Regions from separate parts of the Homo sapiens genome. Here region 1 is linked to region 2. A link is an interaction called in ENCODE POLR2A ChIA-PET data of the cell type or tissue named here. Cell type or tissue: Panc1. All regions are shown on one strand. Each heading gives the region's core, and the rest is flanking DNA. Links, peaks and the distances in the headings are about the cores only.

Evidence for each region. ChIA-PET counts read pairs that join two places held together with the same protein. Peaks named below come from ENCODE experiments on the same cell type or tissue, not always from the same donor. Only the 100,000 strongest peaks of a DNase experiment are listed, where the experiment ranks them.
Region 1: POLR2A ChIA-PET joins it to region 2 with 5 read pairs; 3 of 35 experiments call an interaction of 5 or more read pairs at or near these places.

Annotation. Positions count from the first base shown.
Region 1 is chr16:74,637,891-74,645,904 of GRCh38, reverse strand. It overlaps RFWD3 (ring finger and WD repeat domain 3), which reads left to right. Exons shown (of 13, transcript NM_018124.4): 5 at 1,170-1,364; 6 at 1,452-1,543; 7 at 7,935-8,014. Among named protein-coding and RNA genes, the nearest start is that of RFWD3, 25 kb to the left of the region's middle. In Panc1, for the core only: no CTCF peak of the experiment used is centred there; no DNase peak of the experiment used is centred there.
Region 2 is chr16:74,835,158-74,843,171 of GRCh38, reverse strand. It overlaps LOC105371343 (a long non-coding RNA gene), which reads right to left and starts at 72. Exons shown (of 3, transcript XR_933739.2): 1 at 1-72. In Panc1, for the core only: no CTCF peak of the experiment used is centred there; a DNase peak (open chromatin) is centred at 3,911; H3K4me3 peaks cover 887 bases.

The DNA of each region.
Region 1 (8,014 bases), core at 3,414-5,913, 200 kb after region 2:
GGCAGGCGCCTGTAGTCCCAGCTACTCAGGAGGCTGAGGCAAGAGAATGGTGTGAACCCAGGAGGCGGAACTTGCAGTGAGCCGAGATTCTGCCGCTACACTCCAGCCTGGGCGACAGAGCGAGAGTCTGTCTCAAAAAAAAAAAAAAAAAAAAAAAAAGAAAATATTTGTGACTATGATCATGGGCTGCATAATAGTTCAGTCTATGACAGACCACATGTATGATGGTTGTCCCATTAGATGATAATACCAGGCTGGGCGCAGTGGCTCACACTTATAATCCCAGCACTTTGGGAGACCAAGGCGGGCGGATCACTTGAGGTCAGGAGTTCGGGACCAGCCCGGCCAACATGGTGAAACCCACCACTGTGCTACAGTTGCCTACAGTATTTGGTACAGTAACATCCTATACAGGTTTGTTGTCTAAGTATGTAATAGTTTACACCGTCTAGGTTTATTTAAGTACCTCTGGGATCATTCAATGACGAAATCGCCTAAAGACGCATTTCTCAGAATGTATTCCCATTGTCAAGCAATGCATGACTATATATCCATGAGGTATCTCTAGCAGAGAGATTGCTATGCCAAAGGAAAGATATATGTGTTTTAATTTTCATGGATAATGCCAAATGGTGCTCCAGAAATGTGTGCCACTTTACATTTAAGGCAACAGTATATAAGCATGTCCATATCTCATTTACCCACAACAGTGCTTGGTGTCATCAGACATCAATTTATACCAGTCTGATAGATGAAAAATGGTCTCTTTAATTTGCATTTCTTTAATTATAAGCAAACACTTATTGACCATTGTGTTTTCTTGTAAGCATTTGTATCCTTTGTTTTCTTTTTTTGCCCTCTGGTACACATGAGTTAAATATTTTATAGCTGCTATTCTTTATATGGATAGCTGCTTTTCTTCCTTTGAGTGAAGGAAAAAGTATCCAAGAATTTTATAAGATTTAAGAGTAGTATAGTTTTCATAGCTTATATTTTGTGACATTGCATTCTAGAAAGAATGACAAGTGATTCATAGGTGTTACAAGTGTTCTGTAGCCCTTTTGATTGTATCATTTTTTTTGCACTTCTGTTAATTTCTTAGTTGCACATCTTCTTCAAGATTGATTTTACATTTTCTCTAATTTGAATATATTCTGCTTTCCATCTAGCCATCTCCCCAGAAGTCTGAGCCTCTGCTACCTTCTGCTTCTATGGATGAGGAAGAAGGGGACACTTGTACAATATGTCTGGAACAGTGGACCAATGCTGGGGACCACCGGCTCTCAGCATTACGCTGTGGGCATCTCTTTGGGTATAGGTGCATTTCCACGTGGCTTAAAGGACAAGTACGAAAATGTCCCCAGGTAAGGACCATAGGTAAGGACACATTAACATGTTAAGTCAGGCAGATTCCTAGAACCACTCTAATTATGTCCTATTGGGTTCTTTAGTGCAACAAGAAAGCCAGGCACAGTGACATTGTCGTCCTTTATGCCCGAACCCTGAGAGCTTTGGACACTAGTGAACAGGAGCGCATGAAAAGGTAGGTGGTAAGAGTATGCCTGGCTGGAATGTTCCCTTTTGGTTCATTGTAGGCACATCTGAAAAAGAAGTTATGAGTCACTCGTAGTGAGGTTTTACTTGACCTGTGACTTGGGATCTCTGGGGATCATTGGCAGTCTGTCTTACACTGTTATTTATAATTCATGTCTGATCATCTTCTTAAGGAAGTCTGCATCGTTTGCCTTATGTAGAGCATTAAACACAAGGATCTGGCACATTACTTCTGTTGCCATTTTTGCTTCTCATATCCCTGACCACCCCCCGCCACAGCAGTTCTCCATACAGAAAACTCATAAGTGAAGCTTTGCACATGCAGTGCAATGTAAAAAATTACCAGGATTTCGGAAGCACAAAACAGTTGCTAGGGCCGGGCATGGTGGCTCACGCCTGTAATCCCAGCACTTTGGGAGGCCAAGGTGGGCAGATCACAAGGTCAGGAGATCAAGACCATCCTGGCTAACACGGTGAAACCCCGTCTCTACTAAAAAATACAAAAAAATTAGCCGGGCATAGTGGCGGACGCCTGTAATCCCAGCTACTGAGGAGGCTGAGACAGGAGAATGGCGTGAACCCGTGAGGCAGAGCTTGCAGTGAGCCGAAATTGCACCACTGCACTCCAGCCTGGGCGACAGAGCAAGACTCCGTCTCAAAAAAAAAAAAAAAAAAAAAAAACAGTTGCTAGTAACACCACTCAGTATATGCTTCAAAAATATTAAAGAACATACACACCATTGAGAGAGAGGTACAGTGACATGGGTTCACACTTTACTGGTTTGGATGTACACAGGCAAAATCATTTTGAGACATCCTTGGAAATGTGTCTCTAAAGCCTTTGATCTAGTAATTGTTCAGGCATTCTAAAGAAACATTGAAGGCTGTGTACCAAGATTTACTTAATGAAACTTCATTTAGCATTGTTAAAAATCTAAGGCAAGGGGATTGCTTAGTTGAATGAACGGTGGTGTATGCATGAACAGAATACAATGTTGAAATGTGCATATGTTGTCCTGTGGAAGCATGTTATTAGTATGATTGCATTTTTGTGAACTAGAAAAAAAGTAAGGCTGGTGCGGTGGCTCACTCTTGTAATCCCAGCACTTTGGGAGGCCAAGGCAAAAGGATTGCTTAAGACCAGGAGTTCAAGACCAACCTGGCCAACATAGATCCTATCTGTATTTAAAATTTTTTTTAAAAGAAAGAAAAAAAGCTCTATAGGTAGTCACTGTACAGATTATTTTAGTTTTCTTCCTTGTTTTTACTCATTTGGTCCAACCAATGCTCACTTGTAGCGTTTTTAAATAATGGAAGATGTGTACAGAGAGGAATTTTGTTGAAAAGGCAAAATCTATACGTGTGGCTGTAATGGGTGATTATATTTAAAAACAATTCACTGATTACAATAAGGAATTAGTATACTCTCCAGCCTCATTAGAAAAAGTGAAGAGTTTCAAAATGCCGATACAGACTAATAAAACGAACAGCCTTTTACCCAATTTTATCAAATCTTAATGTTTTGCCATATTGCTTTGAGCCTTTTTGAAAATAAATAGGCTGGGTGTAGTGGCTCATGCCTGTAATCCCAGCACTTTGGAAGGCCGAGGCAGGAGGATTGCTTGAGACCAGGAGTTTGAGAGCAGCATGGGCAACATTGTGAGACCTTGTTTCTAATAAAAATGAAAAAAATTATCCGTGTGTAGTGGTACACACCTGTAGTCTCAGCTACTCAGGAGAGAGGATTTCTTGAGCCCAGGAGGTTGTGGCTGCAGTGAGCTATGGTCATGCCACTGCACTCTAGCCTGGGTGACAGAGTAAGAACCTGTCTCAAAAAAATAAAGATAAATCTGTTGACCAGGTCAAGAAGGAAAAAAAGGAAAGAAAATTTTAAAGAAGAAGAAGTTAATTATAGATTCAGTAGAAGGGCCAGGCACAGTGGCTCACACCTGAAATCCTAGCACTCTGGGAGGCTGAGGCAGGCAGATCGCCTGAGCTCAGGAGTTTGAGACCAGCCTGAGCAGCATGGCAAAACCCCATCTTTACTAAAAATACAAAAAATTATCCGGATGTGGTGGTGCGTGCCTGTAATGCCAGCAACTCGGGAGGCTGAGGCACGAGAATCGCTTGAACCTGGGAGGCGGAGGTTACTGTAAGCTGAGATTGCGCCACTGCACTCCAGCCTGGGCAACAGAGCAAGACTCTGTGTCAAATTTAAAAAGGTACACTAGAAGTCTTCCTGTGAACTAAGTTCTTAATTCCATAGAGAACTACTTTCATGAATTAGGTGTTCAGCATTCCCAAGAGTTATTATGTATTTGATTAGCTATATATGTATTTGTAAATTATACATAGTATGATATAGAAAGTTTTGTTTTGGTTTTTGGTTTCTTTGGTTTTTTTTTTTTTTTTTTTTTTTTTTGGAGACGGAGTTTTGCTCTTGTTGCCCAGGCTGGATTGCAATGGTGCAATCTTGGCTCACTACAACTTCCCGCCTCCCAGGTTCAAGCAATTCTCCTGCCTCAGTCTCCCAAGTAGCCGGGATTACAGGCGCCTTTCACCATGCCCAGCTAATTTTTTTTGTATTTTTAGTAGAGACAGGGTTTCACCGTGTTGGCCAGGCTGGTCTGGAACTCCTGACCTCGTGATCAGCCTGCCTTGGACTCCCAAAGTGCTGAGATTACAGGCGTGAGGCACTGCACCCGGCCAGAAAGTTTTTATACTGTATGCAAATGTTATGTTAGATTATAACTTTTTCTTCTGTAGCTTGCTTTTTTGCTTAATTTTATGCTTTGGGAGTATATCCTAGTTGATACATGGGACTCTAGTTTTTTTCATTTCAATTTCTTGATAATATTCTAGTTCTCTAGTCAAAATTAATCTGTTTAGGCCAGGCGTGGTGGCTCACACCTATAATCCCAGCACTTTGAGGGGCTGAGGTGGGCGGATCATCTGAGGTCAGGAGTTGGAGACCAGCCTGGCCAACATGGTGAAACCCCATTTCTACTAAAAATACAAAAATTAGCCGGGCATGGTGGCACGCACCTGTAGTCCCAGCTACTCGGGAGACTGAGGCAGGAGGATAGCTTGAACCCAGGGGGCAGAGGTTGTGGTGAGCCGAGGTCGCACCATTGCACTCCTGCTTGGGCAACAATGGCGAAACTCTGTCTTCAAAAAAAAAAAAAATTATCTGTTTGTGTTTTACATTGGTAGACATTTAGGTTGTCTCCACTTGTTAATATTAGCCATGCTGCAGAGAGGTCTAGCAATGGAATTGCTTTATTATAGGGCACATTTAATTTCAGCTTTACCTAAATATTGTCAAATTACTTTTCTAACTTAAACTTTTCTTGTTTAAAAAAAAAGGAGAGATTTCTCATTTTTTCATACCTTTGTGAATTTTATTTATTTTGAGACAGAGTCTCGCTCTGTCGCCCAGGCTGGAGTGCAGTGGCGTGATCTCAGCTCACTACAACCTCCACCTCCCGGGTTTAAGTGATTCTCCTGCCTCAGCCTTACGAGTAGCTGAGACTACAGGCACCCGCCACCACGCCTGGCTAATTTTTTGTATTTTTAGTAGAGACGGGGTTTCACCATCTTGGCCAGGATGGTCTTGAACTCCTGACCTCGTGATCCACTCACCTCGGCCTCCCAGAGTGCTGGGATTACAGGCATGAGCCACTGCGCCTGGCCAAAAAATTTTTTTTAAAGACAGGGTCTTGCTCTATCACAAAGGCCAGAGTGCAGTGGCGCCATCAGATTCCTAGGCTCAAGCAGTCCTCCAACCTCAGCATCCTGAGTAGCTGGGAGTACAGGCGCATGCCACCACACCTGACTTATAATTTACTAAATAGTATATTTTTCTGTACAAATTTTCATTGCTACTTCTATCCTTAATTAAGTTTCCGGGCGGGCGCATTGGCTCACGCCTGTAATCCCAGCACTTTGGGAGGCTGAGGTGGGCGGATCACAAGGTCGGAAGTTCGAGACCAGCCTGACCAACATGATGAAACCGTGTCTCTACTAAGAATACAAAAATTAGCTGGGCGTGGTGGCACACACCTGTAATCCCAGCTACTCAGGATGCTGAGTCAGAAGAATCGCTTGAACTCGGGAGGAGGCGGAGGTTGCAGTGAGCCAAGATCACGCCACTGCACTCCAACCTGGGCAACAGAGCAAGACTGTTTCAAAAAAAAAAAAAAAAATTAAGTTTCCATGTATGAATGGGCTACAGTAGTCCCCCCTTAGCCACAAGGAATACATTTCAAGAGCCCCCAGTGAATGCCTGAAACCGTAGTATGTTTTTTCTTATACATACAAACCTAAAGGATAATTTATAAATTAGGAACAGTAAGAGATTAACAATAATAAATAATAAAATAGAGCAATTATACCAGTATACTATAGTAAGTTATGTGAGTGTGGTCTCCATCTCTCTCTCAACATATCTCGATATTTGTAGGTTGTGGTTGATCACAGATATCAGAAACCATGGAAAATGAAACTAGATAAGGAGACACTGTACTCTTTTGTTCCACAGTCTTTTTGTTAATTCTTTCTCACATATTCCAAGCTATAATTTATTGTAGCTTTAATATATGTTCCCCCATTTTGTTCTGCAAAAGTATTTTTTTGCTATTTTTGGCATTGTTCTTCATATTAATTTTTTAAAATTAATTTGTTAAGTTCCATGAAAAACACCTTTGGGATCTTGATTGAAATTGCATTAAAAATTATTATAGGGTAACTTGAGAAGTACCATCTTTGTGATAGTCTTTTCAGTCATGAACATTATGTAATATCCTTCCATTTGTTCACTGTTTTCTTGTGTCTTTCACAAGTGTATTTTGCTTCATAAAGATCCTGCCTAGCCTTTTACTTTACAGTCACGTGCTGCATAATGACCTTTGGGTCAATGACAGATTGCATATACGATGGTGGCCCCATAAGATTATAATGGAGCTGAAAATTCTGTTGCGTAAGTGATGTTGTAATCATTGAAATGGCTTAGCGCACTGGGTGTAGTAGCTCACACCTGTAATCCCAGCACTTTGGGAGGCTGAGGCAGGTGGATCACTTGAGGCCAGGAGTTTGAGACCAGCCTGGGCAACATGGTGAAACCCTGTCTCTACTAAAAATACAAAAATTAGCTGGGTGTGTTGGCAGGTGCCGGTCATCTCAGCTACTTGGGAGGCTGAGGCAAGAAATCTCTTGAACCCGGGGGGCGGAGGTAGCCGTGAGCCTGGATCACGCCACTGCTCTGCAGCCTAGGCAATGGAGTGAGACTCGGGCTAAAAAAAAAAAAAAAAAAAAAGTCTTAGCTCAATGCATTACCTTTTCTATGTTTAGATACATAAATACCATTATAGTACCATTGCCTATAGTATTCATTATGGTAACATACTATACAAGTTTGTAGCCTGGGAGCAACAGTATATAGCTTAGGTGTGTAGTAGGCTATACTGTGTAGGTTTCTGTAAGTACATTCTGTAATGTTTACATGACGAAATCACCTAACAACATGTTTCTCAGAACATGCCCACATCATTAAGCTGCACATGACTGTATTTCTAGATTGCTGTTAAAATTGTTGTGAATGAATTTTTTAAATTACATTTACTAATCAGTTATCTGATGAGGACTGCTGTTGATCTAATTTTTTTGGTCTTGAGTCCAGCAGCGTTGCTAAACTGTAATTGTTTTGGGGGTTCTCTTAAATTTGCCATAAAAATTAATAAGGGCAGCTTTATCTTTTCCAATTTTCATCTTTTTCTTGCATATCTTACTGGAGTGGAATTCTGTCTTTGCATTTCATATTTTGAGACTGTTTTTAGGTACATACAAATATATATTTGTTATTCTTGGTGAATGTGTCCTTTTATGATACATTGTTCCTCGTTATGCCTATTTATGCTTTTTCCTTAATTCTAATTGGTCTTTCCTTTGTTAATATTTGCTTGATGTCTACTTTTGCTCTTTTTAACTTCAGATTCTTTTTTGGGTTATATTATTTGAGTATCTCATGAACAACCAACAGCTTACTGTTTCCTTTTTAATCCAGTAACCTTGGCCTTTTAACATGTCAGTTTAATCTTTTACAATTTGCCGTAGCTGAACACTAGATTAGCTCTGTTCTCTCGTTTTGCCTGTGGCATTTTTAGTCCCCATTTTCTAGTAATAGTCAAATTCCTGACCATCACTCCCTGCTTACCCTAAAACCTGTTTCTGGAGAGATTTTTCTCTTTTTATATTTTATTCACTATCATAACATATTTACAGCAAAGAACGTGCATCATAGCATGAACTTAACTCTGCCACCTGGATGGGAAGTCTTCTGTAGCCTTCCTAATCCCCACTTGTTGCTGGCTTTCCCCCTCTAGTTCCCTACTGAAGGAACAGATGCTAAGGAAACAGGCCGAGTTAGAATCAGCACAGTGCCGACTCCAACTGCAGGTCCTCA
Region 2 (8,014 bases), core at 2,955-5,454:
GGGGAGCACAAACCGGTTGCTGGAAGCGCTGTCTTCCTGGTTCTGAAATTTAAAAATCCACAAACTAGGCTGGGTGCAATGGCTCACGCCTGTAATCCCAGCACTTTGGGAGGCCAAGGCGGGTGGATCACCTGAGGTCAGGAGTTCAAGAACAGCCTGGCCACCATGGCGAAATGCCGTCTCTGCTAAAAATACAAAAATTAGGCGAGCGTGGTGGCAGGTGCCTATAATCCCAGCTACTCGGGAGGCTGAGGCAGGAGAATCACTTGAACCCGGGAGACGGAGCTTGCAGTGAGCCGAGATCACACCACTGTACTCCAGCCTGGGTGACAGAGCAAGACTCCGTCTCAAAAAAAAAAAATCCACAATCTGTCTTAAAGCTGAGTTACAAAATAAAGACCCGACATTACAAAACCAGAAAATCCATGATTTTAGGAGAAAGAAATAAAACAAAACACCAAAGCATAAGTTGGTACGACAGTTTCCTGCTTCCCACCGCAAAGGACTCAAGGCAGGAGACGAGCTGGCACAGGCAGGGCTCCAGGCAGCTCTGGCCACGCTTCACTTTCTGCAGGGCTGTGTCCTCACATGCCCCCAGGTTTCTAGAGGAATCACTGGGTAGATTCAAACGGTCTGTAAACAGATTGGAAAAATAGCATTTTTTTCAGTGAATTCTAATTTAAATTTTCATTTATTTCAATTATGAAGGCATGCAAACTTACAGATGATGGTGTCTTAATATTCAATTTATTAAGTTATACAGTTAAATCTTAGTTTTTCTTAACCCCCCTTTTAAAAACTTTAAAAATTTTTAACATATGTGCAAAGATAGGCTAATATAGTGAACTCACATACTTCTCCCCCAGCTTCAGAAATTATCAACACCTGCTAATCTTTTTTTTGAGACAAAGTCTCACTCTGTTGTCCAGGCTGGGTTGCAGTGGCATGATTAGCCTCGCAGCTGAGACTGCAGGCACGTGCCAGCATGCCAGGTTTATTTTTAAATTTTTTTGTAGGGATGGGGTCTTACTATGTTGCCCAGGTTGGCCTTGAAATCCTGGGCTCCAGCAATCCTCCCAAAGAGCTGGAATTAGAGGTGTGAGCCACCGTGCCCACCAGCACCAGCTAACCTTGTTTCATCTGTGTTCTCTTCCCCTCCCACCTTGCCACAGGATTGGTTTGAAGCAAATCTCAGGCACTGTATCATTTCATTCATAGTACTTCAGGGTGTATCTTTAAGAGACAGAAATTCTTTTGTAAAACACAACCATGATACTTAAAATTTTTAACAATAACTCCTAAATATTCTATTGGTCTTCAAATTTTCTAATTGTATCATAAATGTTTATTAAGTCCAAATAAAGTCCACACATTAAATTTATTGGTATACCTCTCAAGTCTTCTTTCTTTCTTTTTCTTTCTTTTCTTCCTTTTCTTTTTTCCCTTCCTTCCTTCCTTTCTTTTCTTTCCTTTCCTTCCTTTCTTTCCTTTCTTTCTTCCTTTTCTTCCTTTCTTTCCTCCCTTCTCCTACCCTCCCCTCCCCTCTCTTTTCCTCTCCTCTCCTCTCACGGTGTTGCCCAGGCTGGAGTGCAGTAGAGTGACCTTGGCTCACTGCAACCTCTGCCTCCCGGGTTCAAGCAGTTCTCATGCCTTAGCCTCCTGAGTAGCTGACACTACAGGTGCATGCTACCACACCAGGCTAATTTTTGTAAGTAGAGACAGGGTTTCGCCATATTGGCCAGGCTGGTCTGGAATTCCTGACCTCAAGTGATCTGCCCACCTCACCTTGGCCTCCCAACGTGCTGGGATTATAGGGGTGAGCCTCTGTGCCTGGCCCAAGTCTCTTTTAATCTAAAGAATCTATAGATTTTTCTCCCTCTTTCATTCCTGCAATTTATTTGTCAAAGAACAAATAGGATTTTTTTTTCTTTCAGTGAGCAAATAAACTATTGTTTCCTTGCAATTTATTTTTTGAAGAACATTTGTCCTGCGGAGTTTTCTACATTTTAGACTTTTCTGGCTGTGTCTCTATGTATTTCCTGTGAACTGGTGTTTAGATTTAGAGTACGTTTTCCAGATAAAATTCAGGCTGCCCAGCTAAATTTGAATTTCAGCTAAACAATGAATAATTTTATTAGTGTAAGTGTGCCCCCTGTAATATTTGGGCATCCTGTATTTTTTTCCTTTGAGACAGGATCTCACTTTGTCACCCAGGCTGCAGTGCAGTGATGCAATCTCGGCTCACTGCAGCCTCAACCTCCTGAGCTCAAGTGATCCTCCCACTTCAGCCTCCCAGGTAGCTGGGATTACAGGTGCATGCCACTATGCTTGGCTAATTTTTGTATTTTTTGTAGAGACAGGGGTTTTGCCTGTTGCCCAGGCTGGTCTTGAACTCCTAAGCTCAAGCAATATGCCCACCTTATCCTCCCAAAGTGCTGGGATTATAGGCGTGAGCCCCTGCGCTTAGCCCCTGTATTTTTTTTTAATCATTCTGCATTTTTATTTGCTAAATTTGACAACTTTAAGCTAGAGAAGTGATCACACTCAGGAGTGGTTTTTTGGCAGGACTGTGTTCTAGGTGGTATTGTGTACTTCCAGCAGGAGACGAATGTCTGGCTGTTCCTCTTTTTGTGATGTGATGTGATGTGAAGATGAATGGATTCAGGTTTTATTAATATCAGCCAGATAGGCCGGGTGCACTGGCTTATGCCTGTAATCCCCGCACTTTGGGAGGCCGAGGCGGGTGGATCCCTTGAGATCAGGAGTTCGACACCAGCCTGACCAACATGGTGAAACCCTGTCTCTACTAAAAATACAAAAATTAGCTAGGTGTGGTGGTGCATGTCTGTAATTCCAGCTACTTGGGAGGCTGAGGCAGGAGAATTGCTTGAACCCAGGAGGCAGAGGCCACAGTGAGCCAAGATTGTGCCACTGCACTCCAGCCTGGGTGACAGAGTGAGACTGTCTCTCAAAAAATTATATATATATATATTTTTTTTCTTTTTTTTTTTTTCAGCCAGATGCATCTGTTGTGAATGTGTCCCCTTGGCTTTCCACCTGATGGTTTTGGCAGCTGATGGTCTAGAATCATTACTTTCTTAGCGTTTGTGGAATGATGATACTTCAAGGCTTTTACTCCTGCACTCATTAGTCTATGTTCTTCTAAAAGAAGAACTTACCCTGCAGTTCACATAGGAAAGTTGAGCTCTTTCTTTAAATCTGAATTTTGCAGGCACCTAAGAGAGAGCCTTACATATTGAAGAATAAAATCTTGATAGGGATTTAGATAAGTCTTATAAGTCAAATATACATTAATCAAAATGTACCTTTAGTAAGATCAAAACCTTAAAGTGTTTCTAGATGTTGAAAATCAAACTTATCTATTTAGAAAGTCAGAACTCTTTAGCATTTAAACGTTGATTGCACGCTTAAATAGCTAGAGCTTCCTGAGGATTACAATTAAAATTGTATGTTAAATTCTCTAGTATGTCAGATCGCCTGAAATGTTTCAAACCACTGAAAACTGAAGAAAGCATATAAAAAGAAACACAATGATGACACAACTTTTCACATCAGGATTGATACAGTTTGTGTTAAAACTTATTTTCTTCGTCACCTATATGCTTATTTATTTTTTTGTGTTTTATTTTTAAAATTTTAAAATTTTTATTTTTGGGGGCCTTGCTATGTTGCCCAGGCTGGTCTCGAACTCCAGAGCTCAAGTGATCTTCCTGCCTCGGCCTCCCAAAGTGTTAGGATTATAGGCGTGAGCCACCATGCCCAGCCTATGCTTATTTCTTATGCCTTTCTAGGATTGCTAATTCATGAATCCACTTAAGCAGAGCTGAGTGAGTGTCTCGAGCTTGTACTGTAAACACCAGTTCACAGGAAGTGTGTAGGGATGCAACCAGAAAGGTCTAGAATATAGAAAAGTCTACAGGACAAATGTTCCTCACAATCCAAGAAATAAATTGCCGGCCGCGATGGCTCACGCCTGTAATCCCAGCACTTTGGGAGGTCGAGGCGGGTGGATCACGAGGTCAGGAGATCGAGACCATCCTGGCTAACACGGCGAAACCCCGTCTCTACTAAAAATACAAAAAATTAGCCGGGCGTGGTGGCGGGCGCCTGTAGTCCCAGATACTCCGGAGGCTGAGGCAGGAGAATGGCGTGAACCCAGGGGGCGGAGCCTGCCGTGAGCCGAGATAGCGCCACTGCACTCCAGCCTGGGCGTCAGAGCGAGACTCCATCTCAAAAAAAAAAAAAAAAAAAAAAAAAAAAAGAAAGAAATTGCAAGGAAACAATAGTTTATTTGCTCATTGAATGAAGAAAACCTGTTCTTTGACAGATAAAGGGTGACTCAGGGCTGCTGGCCAAAGGCAGCGGGAACACAGGAACCTGGGTTCAACAAACTGGAGGCGGACCAGCGTGATCCATTCTCAGTTTGTGTTTCTTGAGGCCACATCTTCAAACTGGAGTTTATTGTAAATTTCTCGACCCAGTGCATCATACATTCCAATGATCTTTCAAACGTCATTCTTACCAATTTTGCTTTTCAGATTTCAGTAGGTGGAATTCAGCAACTCTCCCCCTGCCCCCAACTTGGGTTTCTTCCTGCTGCCTGTTAAGAGTGAGCTGAATCCTGCGCTCTCCTTATGTTGAGGGCATCCATCCATCAGCCGCCATCCTGCAGTGTTGACAAACTGAACTCAGAACTTCTAACAAAACGTGAAGAGTGTCCCCTTGCTCAGTTTCTGATCCCTGTTGGTATTTTTTTCAGGTAAAGAAATAGCCACTGAGAAATGAAGCAGGTGTCTCTCATTCCAAGTTTTCAGTTGAAAGGCCAGGGCTATAATCAGCACTGCTTTTCCACCATCTAACTAGATCAAGAGTAGACAATGTGTGACTTGGCTGCTGTTGGGCATCTGCAGGTGACTGTCTCGTTCATCCTTCAACTGCCTACCTCTACTCTTCTATTTCTTCATATCTCTATAGGTGAAAGATCATGGAAAAAAGTTTACAAAAATACTACAATGAAACAAATTGATTGTGACATCTGTGTACCACAAACGCAATATATATATATACACACATATATATACATATATATACATATATACATATATATACGTATATATACATATATATACATATATACATATATACATACACACACATATATACATATATACATATATACATATATATACATATATATACATATATACATATATATACATATATATACATATATACATATATATACATATATATATACATATATACATATATACATATATATACATATATATATATATACACACACACATATATATTGCTTAATTTGTAAAGTTTGGACTTAATTAAAAAAAATATATATGGCCCAATTCTGTACAGTAGTTAATTTTTAAAAAAAATTTTATTATTAATTTTATGTTATTATTTTATGTTGTTATTTTTGAGACAGGGTCTCACTCTGTTACCCAGGCTGGAGTACAATGGTACAATCTCAGCTCACTGCAACCTCCACCTCCTGGGCTCAAGTGATCTTCCCACTTCAGCCTCCCAAGTAGCTCGGAATATAGACTCATGCTACCATGCTTGGCTAAAAACATTCTAGATGCTTGTTTAAAATGAAAATGCCAGATAGAATTTATATGATGACATTCAAGTTTGGCACATTAATTATATGTATAGGGGTGGCTCTAAAAAGGACTGTTATTTCTCTTCCTGATTGTAATAGCTTTCTTTTTTCTCACAGACTCTGATTTTTTTAAAAAATATTTCATTTGGAAGGCTGTGTGATCTTGGGAGTGGAAAAGTACTTTGTAGTTGGAAACATCCCAAAGGAGTAAAACCTGGCATGCCTTGGCAAGCTCACAGAGAAGAGAGGCCATAAGCACCCATTGTCTCTAACCTTTTCAAATGATACTTATGCAGCTTAGTTTTAAAGGGGTTTTGCAAACTCTCTGAAGTTCCCATGCCGGCTCGCTCTGGCCACAAGATGCCAAGTTGGTAAACAAGAGCTGAGCGAAAAAAATCAGGACCAGAATTAAAATTCTATTTTCTCTTCATTTGTAAAAGCCTTGTTGTACGCAGCTTACAGTAGAAAATCTTCCTCTGGTACGCTTAACGATGCCCCCTGCAAGGCTGATTCCCTATGCACTGGCACCACGTTAGCCCACTGCATTTCAGCTGCAATTTCTACTACTTGGGTGAGTCCAGTGAGACAGAACAGTCACACAACTTACAAAACAACTTTTTTTTTTTTTTTTTTGAGATGGAGTCTCAATCTGTCACTTATGCTGGAGTGCAGTGGCATGATCTTAGCTCACTGCAACCTCTGCCTCCCGGGTTCAAGCGATTCTCTTGCCTCAGCCTCCCGAGTAGCTGAGATTACAGCCACCTGCCACCACCCTGCCACCTGGCTAATTTTTATATTTTTAGTAGAGACTGGGTTTTGCCATGTTGGCCAGGCTGGTCTCAAACTCCTGACCTCAAGTGATCCGCCCGCCTCAGCCTCCCAAAGTGCTGGGATTATAGGCATGAGCCACTGTACCCAGCCACAAAGCAACTTTATTATTCACAGATAGGCAGCAAAGGATGGCAGAAGCGTAGGATTCATGGAGAGCCAGTCCCCCGAGGCTCAGGAGAGCTTCCTGGGGTGGATGGAACCCACTTGCGCCACAGCTGAGGGACCCTGGAAACGAGGCTGTCCTGGGTTTTATACCTCGGGAGTCATGAGACTTGCTGGGCTAAGGAGTGAAGGGCATCCTTTTCTAGGAGGGACAGAAAAAGAGCCTGGGCTGTTCTACTGGTTCCTTTTTATCTGAAGGTATTGCATTCTCAGCACATTCTACAATCGTTCTTGAGAACTGGAAGTGAGAAAGAGGGAGGAACTGAATTGGTCCAAGGCCACCTGGACAACAGTCATGCACCCCTCTTCACCCAAAGATACTCACAGCCTCATCCCAGCAACCTGTGAATTCATGTCACCTTACATGGTAGGAAAGGCTTTGCAGATGCAATTAAATTAAGGATCTTAAAATGGAGGTTATCCTGGATTAAGTGAGTGGGACCAGTGTAATCATAAGAGTCCTTCTAAGAAGGAGGCAGGAGGCCAGGTGCAGTGGCTCATGCCTATAATCCCAGCACTTTGGGAGGCCAAGGTGGGCAGATCACCTGAGGTCAGGAGTTCCAGACCAGCCTGGTCAACATTTGAGACCCTGTCTCTACTAAAAAATTATTAGTTTTTGAGACAGGATCTCACTTTGTCGCCAGATTAGCCAGGCGTGGTGGCATGCACCTGTAGTCCCAGCTACTCGGGAGGCTGAGGCAGGAGAATCACTTGAACCCGGGAGGCAGAGGTTGCAGTGAGCCAAGATCATGCCACTGCACTCCAGCCTGGGTGACAGAGCGAGACTCTGTCTCAAAAGGAGGCAGGAGGATCAGAGCAGAGAGGAGATAGGAAGGTGGAATCGATGTTGGAGTGATGTGCTTGGAAGGTGGAGGAAGGGGCCATAGGTCAAGAAACGTGGGTGGCCTCTAGACGTTGGAACAGGCAAAAAAACAAATTCTCCCCGAGAGCCTCTGGAAGAAAAGCAGCTCTGCTGAGTTTAGCCCCAGAGACCCACTTTGGACTTCTGAGATAAACAAATTTGTGTTGTGTTAAGCCAAAAAAACAAAACAAAAGGCACTGTAGCTTTTTCCTCTGGCCCAGAAAATACAGCATAAAGTCAATGAGGCAAAGAACAAGACAGCAAGAAAGTCTAGACTCCACAGAGGGTAAATGGCCTGTTTTGCCGGGCGCAGTGGCCCATGCCTGTAATCCCAGCACTTTGGGAGGCCAAGGTGGGAGGATCAGTTGAGCCTGAGAGTTCAAGACCAGCCCAGGCAACAAAGTGAGACAAAAATGAAAAAAGTCAAATGGGTATGATGGCACATGCCTGTAGTCCCAGCTACTGGGAAGGCTGAGGTGGGAGGATCACTTGAGCCTAGGAGTTTGAGGCTGCAG